Regions from separate parts of the Homo sapiens genome. Here region 1 is linked to region 2. Evidence: read pairs that join two places in POLR2A ChIA-PET (ENCODE). Cell type or tissue: GM12878. All regions are shown on one strand. Each heading gives the region's core, and the rest is flanking DNA. Links, peaks and the distances in the headings are about the cores only.

Region 1 (7,200 bases), core at 2,719-6,718, 75 kb after region 2:
AATAAATGAGCAACTTTATATTAAATTAATCTCTCCCCCACCTCCTGCCATATCCTGTTGTCTTCACAAAATGCATACGTAATTGACAGACTCTCAAATGGTGATATGATTATAGATCTGGAAGGGATTTCAAATATTATTTAGTACAACACTCTGAGTCCTTACTTCTGAGTATCTGAGTTGATATAGGGCACAGGTTTCCTGATGTCTTTTCCCAGACCCTCTCCATCTCACCATGCTGCTGTCCTCTTGAGTGATTAAATACTGAAACGATTACCTATAAAGAAAATACCCCTTCTGCAGACATGGGGACAGTTGGCTTTTGCTCCTGATATAAAATGCTACCAACATTGTGCATTTCTGTCTGCAGAGAATGTTATTCCAATGTTATTTCCATTTTTTTCCAATGTTATTTCCATTTTTTTTTCTGACTATACAGGTTAAAAGCTTCTATAGAGGTTAAAAGATCATTAACTCTTCTTTGTAGCACCTGGGAAATCCTTTTAAATCAATAGCGTGCCACCTGGCTGCTCAATTTGCAGCAGCTGAAAATTCACCAAGGCACATGAGATAGGGGATAATCAAAACCGTGAATCCCCAATCTTCCAACAGGAGAGTTCTCTACTCCACACCAACAGAGAGTGCTAAGTCCTGTCTATGCCAAGTGACAGATTTTATTCCTAAGGCCAGTTGTTTAATTTTAGCCCCTTCCCTCATCTGATAGAAGACTGTGCTACTTTACATGTATAAATTCCTGTGAATTAAGCAGTTGAGCATTTGGCTGGAGAGAGGTTGGGAGGAGATTATTTTGTGTTTGTTGTATTACATATCCACAGTAATGCTTATCTTTGCCTTTTGTGGTTTTACTAGTAGAATGCCACGTGAACAGAATTTTCAAGAGCAAAAAGGTCTTTGTGCTTTTCTAAGTCATTTTTTTTTTTTTTTTTTAAAGATTCCATCTCTTTAACTTTAGTTAGGATGGAATTTGAACTCCTGGCTCTTTTGAGTATAGAAACCCCTAGTAACAATTTAAGTTCCTTCCATTTTTCTTTTAAACTCCTTATTCCCAGCAGCAGTATTCTACATTCTAACCAGGTTCTCCCAGCTTTGAGACGTCTCAGACTTACCAGTTCTCCAAAACGCTATTTTCTTTAAGGGTGACACCTTTTAAAAATTAGGCACCTCAAATATCTACTGCTTTTGAGCTTTTGAGTTTTGCACTGTAAAAAGAAAAATACACAGTGGGATTTTAAGTCAAATTAGTTTATCTAATTTTTAGGGAATAATTTGAAGCATGCTTTGTTTGCATAGATTTTTTTAAAATAAGCTTTTCCAAATCATAAAGAGATAAGATCTTAGGTAACATGAAGAGACTCCCTTACTTATTCCTAAATCATCTATATTCCAAGGGCATTTTCTTATTTGGAACAGTTGACCTCACTGATAAAGCTGTCTCACCACTATAATAACAATGTCCAAAATCTAGGCTTTCTGCACTATTATGCAAAAATTACAATAATAAAAGTGAAAATTACATTATAATGGTATATTAAAATGCTAAGACTTTTGCATTATAAGCAAAAGACAGCCTTTAATAATTATTCTTTATTTAGTGAACATTTTCTAAGTCTTGGAAAAGGGTCAATGTTTTGAATTCATGGCCTTATATAATCTTCACAAGATTCCCCAGGAGGTATAGATATTTTTATTATTACGCTAGTATTGCAGATGAGGGAAGCAAGGCAGAGTGGTATTAAATAGCTGGCCCAAGGTCACTCAGGTACCAATGGAGAGGCATCATTAGTCTTTGCATCCCACTAAAGTTCTCCACTAGCTTCAATTGCCTCAAGATCTGTTCCATGTTCTATGAAGTAGTTTCAACAGAAATGGCAATTATCTTAGAAGCAAGGGAAAAATAAAAGATGGGCTTCCTGTCGGGTGCCTGTGACAGGTGTCACATCTAACCATGGTTTTTTAGAGCAGTTAATGCCTTGATAGAACAGATGAATGCCTCTTAATCCTCCTGGAATTCTTGTTTTAGATTAAGTCATTGTATACAGTCATTCGATTTTCTTCTTATGGTCCAAATCGATTAATAAGATGTCTCTTTTTGCTTTTTCTTCCTTTTCTTCATAGTCAACGAAGGCTTGAACCAACCTACGGATGACTCGTGCTTTGACCCCTACACAGTTTCCCATTATGCCGTTGGAGATGAGTGGGAACGAATGTCTGAATCAGGCTTTAAACTGTTGTGCCAGTGCTTAGGCTTTGGAAGTGGTCATTTCAGATGTGATTCATCTAGTGAGTAGTTGCTTTGTCCATCCACTTCCGTGTTTGTCTCCTCAAGTTCCATGCATGCACTCATGTGCCAAGGAAGCATGTTTGGAAGACACAGGTTCTTCCAAACATGAAGCAAACAAGAGAATACTGTTTGACTCGAAGTAATATTTTGCATCATAGAAAAATGATGGGAAATTTTACTTGTTGGACATTGCTTCATTTCAAGGGTTGTATGCCAATACAACTATTAATTACACATAAGATTATGGTGCTAATTTGATTTTTGAAATTTTCTGTGAAAACAAATGGATAAAGACTTTTGGAACCAGGTCTATTTAAGAGTATTAGAGACACAGAAAAACCTCAAATCTCTTTTAATCTTCAGTGTTGAATGAGATCAGAGGTGAACATTTAGACTCAAAAACAGCCTCCTTCAACATAAACCAAACATGCACATATCATAGTACCCATGCACACACTTTTGCGTCACACACATAGCCCAGGTAGCTTGAACGTTGCTAGAAATATGAAAGAAAAAACAGATAATCTGCTTTTAGATCATTAAAAATCAACTTGAATTGATAAATGTTTGATTTTCAAATTCTAATACGTTTTAATTTTCAAATTTTTTAAGTTAAAATGTGCCTAGGAAATATCTATTATGCTTTGAGATTAGGATTAGAATTTATAAACCTTTCATTTATTCTTTGTGTTTAGGAGATGTGATGATTATTGACAATTGGTTCATTTTTATAGGTGTTGACCGTTATGCCTATAAATAAGCCTCCTATAGACATACAGAAATCATATCCTGTGGAATTAGAATATAAGACTTGGTAAAAGAGATTTTCAAAGTATTTTACTTAACTTGTATACTTGAAATCATTTAATCCAGACTGAAGTTGTAAAAGCCAGCCAGTGTTTTCAATATAGACTTCCATGTTTGACCATCTGAAAATGAAAAACACTAAAAACATCACATGCTGTTTAGGAGCTGGAAATTTTAATATTTGACTTCAAGTAGATGGTTTTTAACTCCTGAAATCGAACTACGTTTAAGTTTGTATGTTTATTACCTGTTTGAGCACTTAGGTGCAATTGTGGGAGCGGGGATGTCAAGTTCATTTATGTGACTCTTTGGCTCAACTTACATAATCTTTGTTTTGATATCACAGTTGTCTAATTATTTTACTTTGTAGCTTAAGGCAGGCTGAATTGTTGATAAAATGGAAAAAGTAGTATATTGTTATATAAGCTTCTGAGGTGTGTTTTGTTGTATAAGCCCTGGAGGTTAAAAAGTCATCCCTTATGTATAGTAGTTAAAGGCATAAAACTGTGACTTTTAGATATTCCACAGAACCAGACTTATTTGATGTGGATAATAACCAATGATTTAGCATTTTGTTTGCTTTTGTTTTATTTTATCCGGGTTCATTTTTTACTCTTCCCATGTACATGAAACAGGTGGTGGCGTGTAGAGATCAGCTGATCCTTGTTTTATGGTTAATTGAACTACTTTGTATCCAGGGTTTCTGCAAATCCAAAAGTGATTTTTCATCTAGGATCTATTCCTAACAGTCTACTCCAATCCCACTTTAGTTTTCCACAATTTTAAATCTTAATAGTGAGAATTCAAATGAAAGTCATTTCATTTGACTATTCTGATGACATGATTGTGGCAGAATAAATTGGGTCTTAAAATGCCCTAGAAAATGGTAAATGATAAAAAATAATATTTTAAAATTCAACCAAAGAAATGGCCCATTGGCCAGGTGTGGTGGCTCACACCTGTAATCCCAGCACTTTTGGAGGCTGAGGCGGGTGGATCACCTGAGCTCACGAGTTTGAGACCAGCCTACCCAACATGGTAAAACCCCATCTCTACAAAAAATACAAAAAAAAAAAAAAAAAAAAAAATAGCACTGTGGGGAGTGCCTGTAATCCCAGCTACTCAGGAGGCTGAGGCAGGATAACTGCATGAACCCAGGAGATGGAGGTTACAGTGAGCCGAGATTGCACCACTTCACTCCAGTCTGGGCGACAGAGAAAGACTTTGTCTCAAAAAAAAAAAAAAAAATAAAAAGTAAATAAATAAATAAAATAAATGGCCCATTATAGGGGTTTTTATCTTTAACTTGCTATTTTTCCAGATCATGGTTCTGAAGACCCTGTGACACGTCCCAGTTCACCTACTGTCTTGTGAGTCAGAATATACAAATAACTTTTTGGTCCTGACTTTCCCCACCCCTACAGGATGGTGCCATGACAATGGTGTGAACTACAAGATTGGAGAGAAGTGGGACCGTCAGGGAGAAAATGGCCAGATGATGAGCTGCACATGTCTTGGGAACGGAAAAGGAGAATTCAAGTGTGACCCTCGTATGTCATCACAGATCATTTTTAGTGCCTTATTAAGCATTCTCACTTTCATTATCAGGCTGTAACTCTCATTCACAGAAATGATTGGAGACTTTAGGTCTCCTTGAGGAGTGAACAGTGGGTTTCTTAATCTTTTGATTTGGGAAAGTGGAGACAAGCTTCAAAAATGAGTCATGATTTAATGTTATTACAGGACACTTTAGCACTTGTCCAACCTGAGTATTTTGACCATTATCTGCAGTAAAATGCTACAAAGAAGCTTTATTGGTCTGTAGATTCAACTTTTAAAATATGATTTCCATCTTCCCGTTGGACCCTTTCCAGTGTATTAGGTCTAATTTTTGGAAGTGCCACCCTAAGATCTGTATAGCAGTACTGCTCTTAGGGATGATTCACATAAATATGTGGTGTTTGCGCTGTGATGATACAAATTTAGGACAGAAATAGAACCCACCCCTAGATCAAGTCTGCAGTATTGTTCTCAGCTTATGCGTGCATCTGTCTTGTGTCTATATGCAGATGAGGCAACGTGTTATGATGATGGGAAGACATACCACGTAGGAGAACAGTGGCAGAAGGAATATCTCGGTGCCATTTGCTCCTGCACATGCTTTGGAGGCCAGCGGGTAAGACTGGATGTGCCAGGCTCCCTACAAGTTAGATAAGATAAAGGGTGGGCTCCTGCAAGGATGTGTCGTACACACAGGAGGGGCAGAGACCCTTCGGAAGTATTAAAATACCACATTTCCTGTTGGCATACAACTGCTGACATAGAGCTCTAGAGCAGCTCTATGTCTACCTTACATGCCATTCATTCTTTCTATTACTCTTAGTAGAAAGAATGAATGAATGGCATGTAGAGTACCAAAAACACAAGTCTTGAGTCATTCTTAATAGCAACACCTGTCATTTATATGATGTTAGAATCATTTTCCTAAGCTCCCTAGCATGTCAGAGATACTATTTACACTGAAAAATAGTGAAGCAGAGATACTATTCAAATTAATTAGTGGTAAATAGAATGTGTTTCATTTCAGCCGGTTCTCCCCATCCTGGGCAGCCTGAGACCCTCCCCTCCCCTACTATTCTCAGGCTGCTTCTATTTTTCAGCAAAGTGTTAAGTGCAGTGTAGCTCTAGGCCTCCAACTCCATTCTGATGGACAGGTGTCCCATGGCAACGTTGTTAAATATTTTGAATAATATCTCAGATGTAAGAAAATGCCACTTCTTTTAACCTCTCTCTTGATTCAGAACAGATGCTTGTTATAGGTCTAGCACTGTGCTAAGTAGTATAGGAAAAACAGAGGAAATGAGAAATGGCTTGGCTCTTAATGATATAGTTGAAGATGTTAAATTAGCATACATTTCAAAGTCAAGCTAATTAAGTTCTAAGTGGGTCTGACAAATACAGTTCTGGGTAGGCTGGAATTAGCAAGAAAGAGAAGCATGAACTGGCTGAGGTTTACGATGACTAAGGTTTAGTTGGGAGGGGAGAAAGCAGAGAGACACACCCCCTGGGATAGAAAGGAGCTGGCCCAGGTGGGCTTTGGTGAGCCAACCCTCTGCCTGCTGTCTTCTGGTAAGAAAATAGATGGGAAGAAGTGGCTTATGGAGGGCCTTGGCAACCCATTATTTAAGCCAGTACTTCTCAACCATTTCTAAAATATGCCCAGTATAACAAAAAATAATAAGCCTTTCTCTAATATGATTTCAAATTTCAAAATGAAATTATGTGTAACTCAAAAGCAATGGAATGTGACAGCCCTTTGTTTTCAACGAAGACATGCCCTCCCAGCAACTCCCCAAATCCTGGTGGGTGAGGGGCATGCTTCACACTCAAGGGTGAGACTCATTGGTTAATGCCAAATGCATTAACCAATTACAGGTATCCAAGATGCAAAGAAACATGATGGAAAATAGTCTTTGGGAAAATTAATCTGGCAGCAGGGGTGTTCAGGGGCCTGTCTTGGCTCCACCAGGGGCAGCCCATGGAAACTACTATGATCTTGTTTCACCCCCAGTGATTACATGGGGAGGGAGGTGCTCCCAATTCTGATGGAGGAGAATTGGAGATTGGAATTTAGATTGAATTCAGTATCTCTCTCTGTCTCTCTCTCTCTCTCTCTCCCATTAACACTTACAACGACTGTGATTGTATGACCTTAGAACTCAGTCATTCTGGTATGAAATTGTGTGATGGAGAATGAATTTGCTGGGAAGTTGATTTTGGTCTCACTTCAGCATCTTCTCATTATTTATGCACATGAAACCTTTCATGTGCGACACTTATTCTATTCTCAAGTGCTAAATGAAACATTTAAGACAGGAGTGGAAACTGTTCACTTTCTCATATGAAAGCAAGATTCAGTGATTCTGTAAGGAGGTAGTCACTGGTATTGTGTTAGGTATTAAGGGGCATATGTGCTTAAACAGAGAAATATGTCTAAAATATTTAAATTCTAATATAAAAAAGAAAGTGACTGTATTATTTAGGGCTGCATTTTAGTTGTAAGAAAAAAGTCCAACTCAAGCAAAAATGGC
Region 2 (9,306 bases), core at 5,307-9,306:
ATACAAAGTACCATAGAATGGAGGCCTTAAACCACAGAAATGCATTGTCTTACACTTCTCAAAACCAGAAGTCCAAAATCAAGATGTCAGCAGTGTGGGTTCCTTCTGAAGGTTGTGAGGAAGAATCTATTCCATGCCTCTCCTCCAGCTTCTGGTGGTTTGCGGTAAATCTTCGTTTCTCCTTGGCTTGTAGATGCCTCACCCTGATCTTTATCTTCATCTTTCCTGGCATTCTCCCTGCCCGTGTGTCTGTTTCCCTCTCTTATAGGACAGCAGTCATATTGGATTGGGATCCACCCTGATGTACGTGTTTTAACTTGATGACCTCTTTAAAGATCCTATTTCCAAATCAGGTTACATTCTGAAAGACTGGGGGTCCAGACTGAATTTGGGAGGGACATCATTCAAACCATAACAGTTCTCTTAGCAGGTGCTCAAGAATATTTAACGGAAGACTTGAATTTATTATTTAAAAACAAATGGTAAAATATTATGGGAGTTTAGCTTAGAAGCTAAAATTCTGCGTGGAGTTTATGGAAAGCTAGGAAAAGAGAGGAAACTCGAAAGTAGAATTGCAAATACCAGGGCAAAGCTAGTAAACAAATCACATGCAGTCAGCAGGAACAGAGCAGCTGAGCAACTAGGCATGTAAGGAAGGTAGTGCATCATACTGGTTACTATGAAAGCTGGGCTGCTGTAACAAAGCTGCTCAGTAACACAGGGCCTTCTACAATAAAGGAGGGTGTCTACTTCTCATGCAACAGTCTCAAAGTGAATGGCTCATGTCAATAGTCAAGGTCTGCTCTTCATGATAATTCAGGTCCCAAATTTTCCCAAGGCATTTTGATCATCTACATGGTTAGAAGCTGGGTGTCCTCTGTGTTGTGTATTTCAGCTAGTGGGAATGAACAAGGGAATCTGGAGGAGTGACGTTATTAAACTAAGGCACAGAACCAGAGTTGGGATAGATCGCTTCTTCTCACAGTCCACTGATGAGGAACTATTTCTATTGCCATGCCTAACTACAAGGGAGACTGTAAAATTTAGCCTAACTGTGTACAATGGGACTAACTGTGAAAGAAGAGAATGGATCTGTGTGGGCAACTAGCAGTCTCCACCACACAACTTAAAAAACTTCAAATGGTAGAAAGAAAAAAAAAAGTCTTTCTAAAAGGAATTAATTTAGTGCCTACAATCAAAGAGTTTACAGTACTGTTGGGGAAAAAAGAATCAATATAAAATTTTTGAAAGAGCTATAATAATATGCTGGCCTGTGTGGAAAAAAAAAAAAGTATAGGTAAAGTCAAAATGAGGAGAAGAAAAATACCAGATTGGGCCATAAGAATTAGAAAAGGCCCATGATCATTAATCTTGCCACTAATAATCATCATCTTTCTGTTGGTTTTCTCACTTTTACACAGAGATAACAATCACCATCAGTGACAACTTCTCACAGAACATAATTTATATCACCTTATTTACATACTAATTATATTAAATGATAATAGATCTCATAATTATCTACCAATTAACTTAATAACTATTTAATTCAACACATAAAAAAGCCATGGTTTTAGCATTTATTTCCTGTGATGTCTTTTCCCCCATGAGTTTGAGATTAAACTTTTCTTCAATTTTACTCTTTGATATCTTGTTCCAAAAAAATAAAATTTCTTTCCAAAGCTCAGACTGATAGAAAAGGATTTAATGCTATATAAGCTAAAAGGAAATATTAAAACAACAGTCAAAATATATGTAATAAGTGGAGAGGGGTGGTGTAAAAAAAAGAAAAAAGAAAAGATAAAATGTACGTAATAGAAAATTGTCAAAAGTATGTCAATACTTGTCAAATTGTATACAGGTATGTGGGGCTTATGAGATGGCAATTATATCTCAATAAACCTGTTTTAAAAATCTGAAGGGAACATTTCAGAGAAAATTGTGTGGACATGTTATTTAATTTTTTAAATCTTGAGTCATTGCCCTCTTAATTACCTATAGGAGAACAACCAGAACCACAATTTGCTAAGCTATTTTAACTGTTTGTCTAAGTTGTAACTTTAAGCAACATTAATTGGTCCGCCATTAAAACTTAAATTTGAAAGACAAGAATAGATAATTAAAAAACAAAAATTTTCGTTAGTGAAGGAAAATACCTTCTAATTTAATACTTGTGTCCTTAAGTTGAAAAACTAAGTTCCCCAGAGAAGTTTTAAAAATATCAGTGCAAACTTGGTTTTCTAATTGTAATTCCATAGTATATTTACTTTATATTGTTCTTCAAAACTGAAATGTGTTTACAATTTGGGTCTATAAATATTTATATTATTTTGCTTTAAAACTTAATTGGACAAAGAAAATGGGAAGATTAACTTAATGTGTAAGTTGGTAAAGTATCAGGAATCTTTCAAGAATTTATTGTCTGCCAGGTGTGGTGGCTCACATCTGTAATCCCAGCACTTTGAGAGGCTGAGCCGGGTGGGTCACTTGAGGCCAGGAGTTCAAGACCAGCCTGGCCAAACACAGCGAAACCCCAACTCTACAAAAAAAAAAAAAAAAAAAAAAAAAAAAAGAATTTATTGTCAACTGACAAAAATGTGACCATTTCGCTGTAAAAATAGAAGATAAATTATCAAATATCTTTAAGATGAGCTGTAGTGAAATACTGCTCATATATAACTAACAAAAATATTATAATCACTTTTAAATTCAAACAAGCCAAAATTAATGGATTCTCTAGTTTTTGAAAAATAAGTAATGTAAGTTGAGGCCAGGTGCAGTGGCTCACACTTGTAATCCCAGCACTTTCGGAGGCCAAGGCGGGCAGATCATTTAGGTCAAGAGTTCGAGACCAGCCTGGCCAACATGGTGAAACCCATCTCTACTAAAAATACAAAAATTAGCTGGGCGTTGGGGTGGGCACCTTTAATCCCAGCTACTGGGGAGGCTGAGGCAGGAGAATTGCTTGAGCCCGGGAGGTGCAGGCTGCAGTGAGCTGAGATCATGCCACTGCACTCCAGCCTGGGTGATAGAGTGAGACTCAGTCTCAACAACAACAATAATAATAATAGTAATAATAAGTAATTGTTAAGTAGAAAAATCTATAGAATACTATCAGTTTCAATGCATTCCAGAAACAGTTGTGTTCCCTAATATCACATTTTATTCTATGAATAAAGATATGACAGATTTTTGTTTGGTTTTGACAGAAAGTCTCTATAAGGCATAAGTGATACTAGTCTACCAGGTCTGTCCAAGGTTTTCTTTCTTGAGAAGGAATTTGTGTACACTAATATTGTGAACACCTAGGAATTTACCACATGCTGAACTAGAGCGGATCTGAATAAGCTTTCCTCGACTTTACATGCTCTCAGCTAGATTATTTCATATCTAAAATGAATTTAAAGGCAAAACTTACATTTTTACATGTGTGAAAAATATATAAAAACCTTTAGCTTTTACATATATTGCATTTGTAGATTTAAGAAGCACTTTAAAAGATGAATCTCTTTCTGATGTGCCCCGATCTCAACTTCTTTGCGTGAACCAAATTACCTGGACAAAATCAAATTATTTCCAAGACAGTTAAGACGTCGACATGACCATGCGTGGTGGCTCACACCTGTAATCCCAGCACTTTGGGAGGCCAAGGCAGGAGGATCACTCAAGCCCGGAAATTTGAGACCATCCTGTGCAACATGGCAAAACCCCATCTCTACAAAAAATACCAAAACTTTGCCGGGCATGGTGGTGTACACCTCCTATAATCCCACCTACTCCGGAGGCTGAGGTAGGAGGATTGCCTGAGCCTGAGAGGTGGAGTTTGCAGTGAGCCAAGATCTTGCCACTGCACTACAATCTGGGCGACAAAGTGAGACCCTGTCTAAAATATCATAAATTTAAATATAAAATTCTGGTTTCTTTTCTCCGTCATTGTATGATGACTATGTCATTTGCTTCTATCATCTGAGCGTTTTACTTTGGGAAAGATAGAGTGTTAAAAGCGCATGCATTCAGTAGAGAGAAAAAAATAAGACCATGTAAGTCATGGGAAATACAAAGAAATCACAGCATGATTAATACTAGTTGCTAAGTTTGGAAAAGAATTCGTGTGTCCTAAGTCTATTCTGCTATAATTTAAGACTTAAAACTATGGGGTGGACTGCTCATGTCATCATTGGATGGTTAGAATCTGGATCGTCGCTGGGCATGGTGGCTCATGCCTGTAATCCCAGCACCTTGGGAGGCCGAGGCGGGTGAATCACCTGAGGTCAGGTGTTCAAGACCAGCCTGGTTAAAGTGGTGAAACCTCATCTCTACTAAAAATACAAAAATTAGCTAGTCGTGGTGGCGCATACCTGTAAGGCTGAGGCAGGAGAATCGCTTGAACCCGGGAGGTGGAAGTTGCAGTGAGCCAAGTCACGCCGTTGCACTCCAGCCTGGGGAACAAGAGGGAAACTCCATCTTAAAAAAAAGAAAAAAAAAGAATCTGGATCCCCGGGGTTTTAGCAGAAAATGGAATTAAAATGATTTCCATCGGGAGAATTTTGTGAAAGCACTGTTACCCCAGTGTGGGCATGACCAAGGAATAAAAAAGGGATGCTGAGGTTCCCAGGGACTAGCAATGTAGGCAGTTTGTCACTCCTACGGCTGCCATCATGGGGAAGGAGCCAGCGATAGCTGGAGCCTTGGAGGACCAAAGCCTGGGGAGGACTGCTGTCCTAGAGCAATGTTTCTCCCTTTTTCTTTTATGTATTAATGCCCTACCTTATACAACCCTCCAGGAAAGAAATGAAATTTAAAGTCTATCTAATATGATAAATTCATGGCCAGGCATGGTGGCTCATGCCTGTAATCCCAGCTCTTTGGGAGGCCGAGGCGGGCGGATCACCTGAGGTCAGGAGTTCAAGACCAGCCTGGCTAACATAATGAAACCCCGTCTCTATTAAAAATACAAAAATTAGCCCAGCATGGTGGCTCATGTATGTAGTTCCAGCTACTTGGGAAGCTGAGGCAGGAGAATCGCTTGAACCCGGGAGGCAGAGGTTGCAGTGAGCCAAAATCTTGTCCCTGCACTCCAGCCTGGGTGACAGAGCAAGATTCTGTCAAAAAAAAAAAAAAAAAAGTGTTAAATTCACAACTAAGGAATAAAATTTTTATTAGGTAGGGTTGAAATTTTTTAACCACTCCCCTTCTACCCCAAGAACCCACTTTTACCCTCTTGGGGCACTGTTGCCCCATTGATAATGCAGGTCCTAGGGAAAGGCAGCTGCCACTAGAACTCTGGCACTGAAGCCAGAACAAGGAGGGAGTGGGCAGGAACAACTCTCATCTCCGTCCTCTGTCCTCCAGCAAACAGAGGAAGCAGCCCCGCAGTTCACAGGGTCAGGCCCAGGGCCCAGAAGCAAGGCAGAACGATCTAGAGGAAGATAAAAAGTAACTGCCTGAGAGTGTTTCCAACGTTCTTTTAACATATAGGGCAAAGTCTCTTTGGGGAAAGCCATGTATGTCTTCGGTAAGAGCAAGAATTTTGTGTCAGGAGGACCGTGATTTCAATTTCAGCTCTGTCCCTTTCTTACAGCATAAGCTCTAGGACCATCTTTCAGCTCCGAGCTTCAGAGAGTAAAATGGCACTATTGATATCTACTTCTGGCAGTAGCTTTGAAGATAAAATAAAATAGCATATGCAGAGCACTTAGCACTGTGCCTGGCTGGATAGTCACTGAATGTGAATCTCAGAGTGTTTGTCATCTGCCCTTCTCTCCTTCCATTCATTCATTTGACATTTGCCAAGTACTTATCCAAGGGTGCCTGGTACCTAGTGCTGGGCATACAGAGGAAACAAGACAGAGCCTCTGCCCCCAGCAAACTTCCAGCCCAGTGGAGAGTCGATGGTAACAATCTTCCACATTTGATTCAAAATGCTGAAACACAGCCAGGCTGTTTGAAGGAAATTGGTTCCCAGAAGAATGGCCTTGGCTACAACAGATGGAAACTGGTAGCGTGTCAGTTGGCAGAGTCCTGTGTGACATCTTTTGATAAATTAATCTCATGTGAAAGAAGTCACCCACAAAATTCTTTAGCCAGTTGTCTTGCCCATACCTTTGGTTCTGAGGGAGACCATTATGTAATCACTTGACTAATCACCTGGTATTGACAGTGACACAACTTGACGCCACAATTTCTACAAGGCTTGTGATTGAGAAAACTTCATTCTTTGTCAATTATCAACAAACTTCTCAGACATTATACTCATGCGAGCTGCCTTCAGGGCATTTTCTTTTTCCTTTTCACATCTGTGCTTAATGAGTAGCATTTTTGCACATTGTTTTTCTAAGCTTTATATCCTCATCTGTAAGAGGAGAGGATGATAGTGCTTACCTTAAAAGTTTGTTGATGGTTAGATGAAAAAAATTCATATGAAACACTTAGTACTGGATCTGGTTTAGAGTGTTTAATAAAATGTAGCTATTTATTTCTATCTAGGTGCTGAAATCTTTGTGACTTCGTGACTACTTAAATGTGCATGCATGTAAGCAGTGCCTTAGTTTTCTTTTTTTTTTTTTTTTTTTTTTTTTTTTTTTTAGGCAGAGTCTCGCTCTGTCACCCAGGCTGGAGTGCAGCGGGGCCATCTCGGATCACTGCAAGCTCCGCCTCCCGGGTTCACGCCATTCTCCTGCCTCAGCCTCCTGAGTAGCTGGGACTACAGGCGCCTGCCACCATGCCTGGCTAATTTTTTTTTTTTTTTTTGTATTTTTTTAGTAGAGACGGGGTTTCACCATGTTAGCCAGGATGGTCTCGATCTCCTGACCTCGTGATCCGCCCGCCTCGGTCTCCCAAAGTGCTGGGATTACAGGCATGAACCACCACGCCCGGCCAGCAGTGCCTTAGTTTTTAATGTTTAAAATAGTAATGATTTTAAATGTCCATTTTATCTCAGTAAAATGGTCATACTTAATGAAAGAATATATCAAACTTATCTAGAAAATAGTTCAATATAAATTTACAATAACATGTATATGGCATCTTTACAATTCGATTGAATGTATTCTTAATTTATTTTAACTAATTAATTCACTAATTAGACAGGTAGGCATAAATATTGACAGCTCATATCAAAATAGTCTATTGTTGGCATAAATTGTTATTTACTAGATAATGTTTGTGGTTATTTTTAAGCATTTGGCTCAACTAACTTTTGTGATTAGCTGCATATGAGATGTTTAAAGTATGTTAATGCAAAAAGGATAGAAAATAATTTAAATATGGCAAAACTTCTATTTTTTTTTAAATTCAGCCTTTCAACAACAACAAAAAACTCTTTAATGCCAGCAACATGAAATAACATACAAAATTAAAATTTTTACAAGAAGCTGCTACTTTGCTTGGAAAGATGAAATGTTCTCCAAGACAGTTTTGGTTACATGTTCCAGCTACACAGTAGTTAGTTCCCATTTTACTGGATAAGTTAAACACCTTTGCCATGCCTGTTGGGAGTTACATCACTCTAATGAGAAAAGAATATTCCTGTTAAGAAGCAAAAAGCATAGATTAAGGCTTTTAAAAAGTGCTGATTAAAAAATAAAGTCACTTAAAATGTAAACAAAATGCCTATTAAGCGAAAACTGGTTAGCTTTCATGGCATAATTTAAAGCCCTTATCCAGTATTTTCTCCCTGGTTGCAGGCACCCTGTCAATTCTTGACAAACTTTTCAGACATTCTACTTACGAGGGCTGCCCGCAGGGAAGTTTATTTTTAACTTCTCACACCTGTGGTTAATGAGTAACATTTTTGTAAACGTGGCCATTTTCAAGGAAGAAGGGAAGCATTTTATGCCAAAAAAAAAAAAAAAATTCAAAATAAGAAAAAAAAAAAACTACCCTAATTTATCTCCCTCTAATCTACCTATAGAAGAAGATGAAATGAAAGTTCGAGCTCTCCAGAGTCAATGGCCTCCTCTCTAGCAGAACTGGAAGAAATTAATAACAGGATAAAAGCCAAAGGTTTCAGGAAAAACAGCCCATCAATTAAATGTTACACCTAAATGTAACATTTGAAATGTAACATCTAAATGTGACATATTTAAATGTAACCTTTAACATTTAACATTTCAATGTTAAATGTTAAATTTTTGAGACAGGATCTTGCTCTGTCATCTAGGCTGGGTCTGGAGTGCAGTGGTGTGATCACAGCTCCCTGCAGCTTTGATCTCTCGATCTTCTGGGCTCCAGTCATCCCCCAGGACTCATGTCAGACTCCTGAATAGCTGGGACGAGAGGTGCCTGTCACCATATCTGGTTATTATTATCATTATTATTAAGAGTGTCTCACTATATTGCCCAGGCTGGACTTGAACTCCTGGGCTTAAGTGACCCTTCCACACTGGCCTCCCAAAGTGCTGGGATTACAGGAATGAATCACCACACCTAGCCTGTTTTTATTTCAGTCCTTCTAAATGACTGGATCTGATCAATTATTTTTTGTGCTTAATCAAATGTCTCCATTGCTAATCTTCAAAACAAATGAAATCAATTTAATTCAGATTTCCATAATTGCTCATGCTCCTCCTTAACCTTCTGGAATAATAAAATTTCCCAATACCATTGCCCCCCGCCACCCACACCCCCCTAGTTCCCGAAAATATATGTGCTTCTTTTTGTTACAAAAAGTTTAAATTGCCTGAGGCTCTGGGAAAATTCTATCACTATGGCAATTCCAAGAAGAAACAAGGCACAGTCCTAAATGAAGATTTGTTCTGTCTCTACCACATATATGCCTTCACACAAATAGTAGGTTTCAGAAGGAGTTACTGGTGTAGAAGAAATCCACTACTATATTCAAGGCAAACTTCCTCTCAGAAAAATGAAGAAATGAGGACGCCTTGTGTATGTTGCTGCTACCTGAGAGCAAGTCTTTGAAACCAAAATCAGGAGATGGTTAAGAGTAAAAAAGAACAAATACTAATTTTTAAAATCAACTTTTGAAAAAAACAACTTTATTGAAGCATAATTTACATACCGTAAAATTCACTCATTTTGTGTATAATCCCCAGAATTTTGAAGCTTTTACCAAATTGTACAGTCATCACTGCAATGTAGTTTTAGAACACAGATTTCCATCACCTCAATAAGATTCCCTGTGCCCTTTTACAGTTAATTCCTGTTCCCAGCCCATAAACTTGGGTACCCATGAATCTACTTTCTGTCTCTATTGATTTCCCTTTTTTTGTCACATTTCTCTCTCTGAATACAGTTTTAGAAAGAAAGAAGGAAAGAAGGAAAAAGAAAGAAAGAAAGAAAGAAAGA

What was found. ChIA-PET counts read pairs that join two places held together with the same protein. Peaks named below come from ENCODE experiments on the same cell type or tissue, not always from the same donor. Only the 100,000 strongest peaks of a DNase experiment are listed, where the experiment ranks them.
Region 1: POLR2A ChIA-PET joins it to region 2 with 5 read pairs; 2 of 35 experiments call an interaction of 5 or more read pairs at or near these places.

The regions. Positions count from the first base shown.
Region 1 is chr2:215,362,964-215,370,163 of GRCh38, reverse strand. It overlaps FN1 (fibronectin 1), which reads left to right. Exons shown (of 46, transcript NM_212482.4): 42 at 2,137-2,301; 43 at 4,534-4,659; 44 at 5,179-5,285. It also overlaps a transcript of ATIC not described here. Among named protein-coding and RNA genes, the nearest start is that of ATIC, 55 kb to the right of the region's middle. In GM12878, for the core only: no CTCF peak of the experiment used is centred there; a DNase peak (open chromatin) is centred at 4,643.
Region 2 is chr2:215,438,619-215,447,924 of GRCh38, reverse strand. It overlaps FN1-DT (FN1 divergent transcript), which reads right to left. Exons shown (of 2, transcript NR_187198.1): 2 at 8,980-9,306. Among named protein-coding and RNA genes, the nearest start is that of FN1, 7.2 kb to the right of the region's middle. In GM12878, for the core only: no CTCF peak of the experiment used is centred there; no DNase peak of the experiment used is centred there.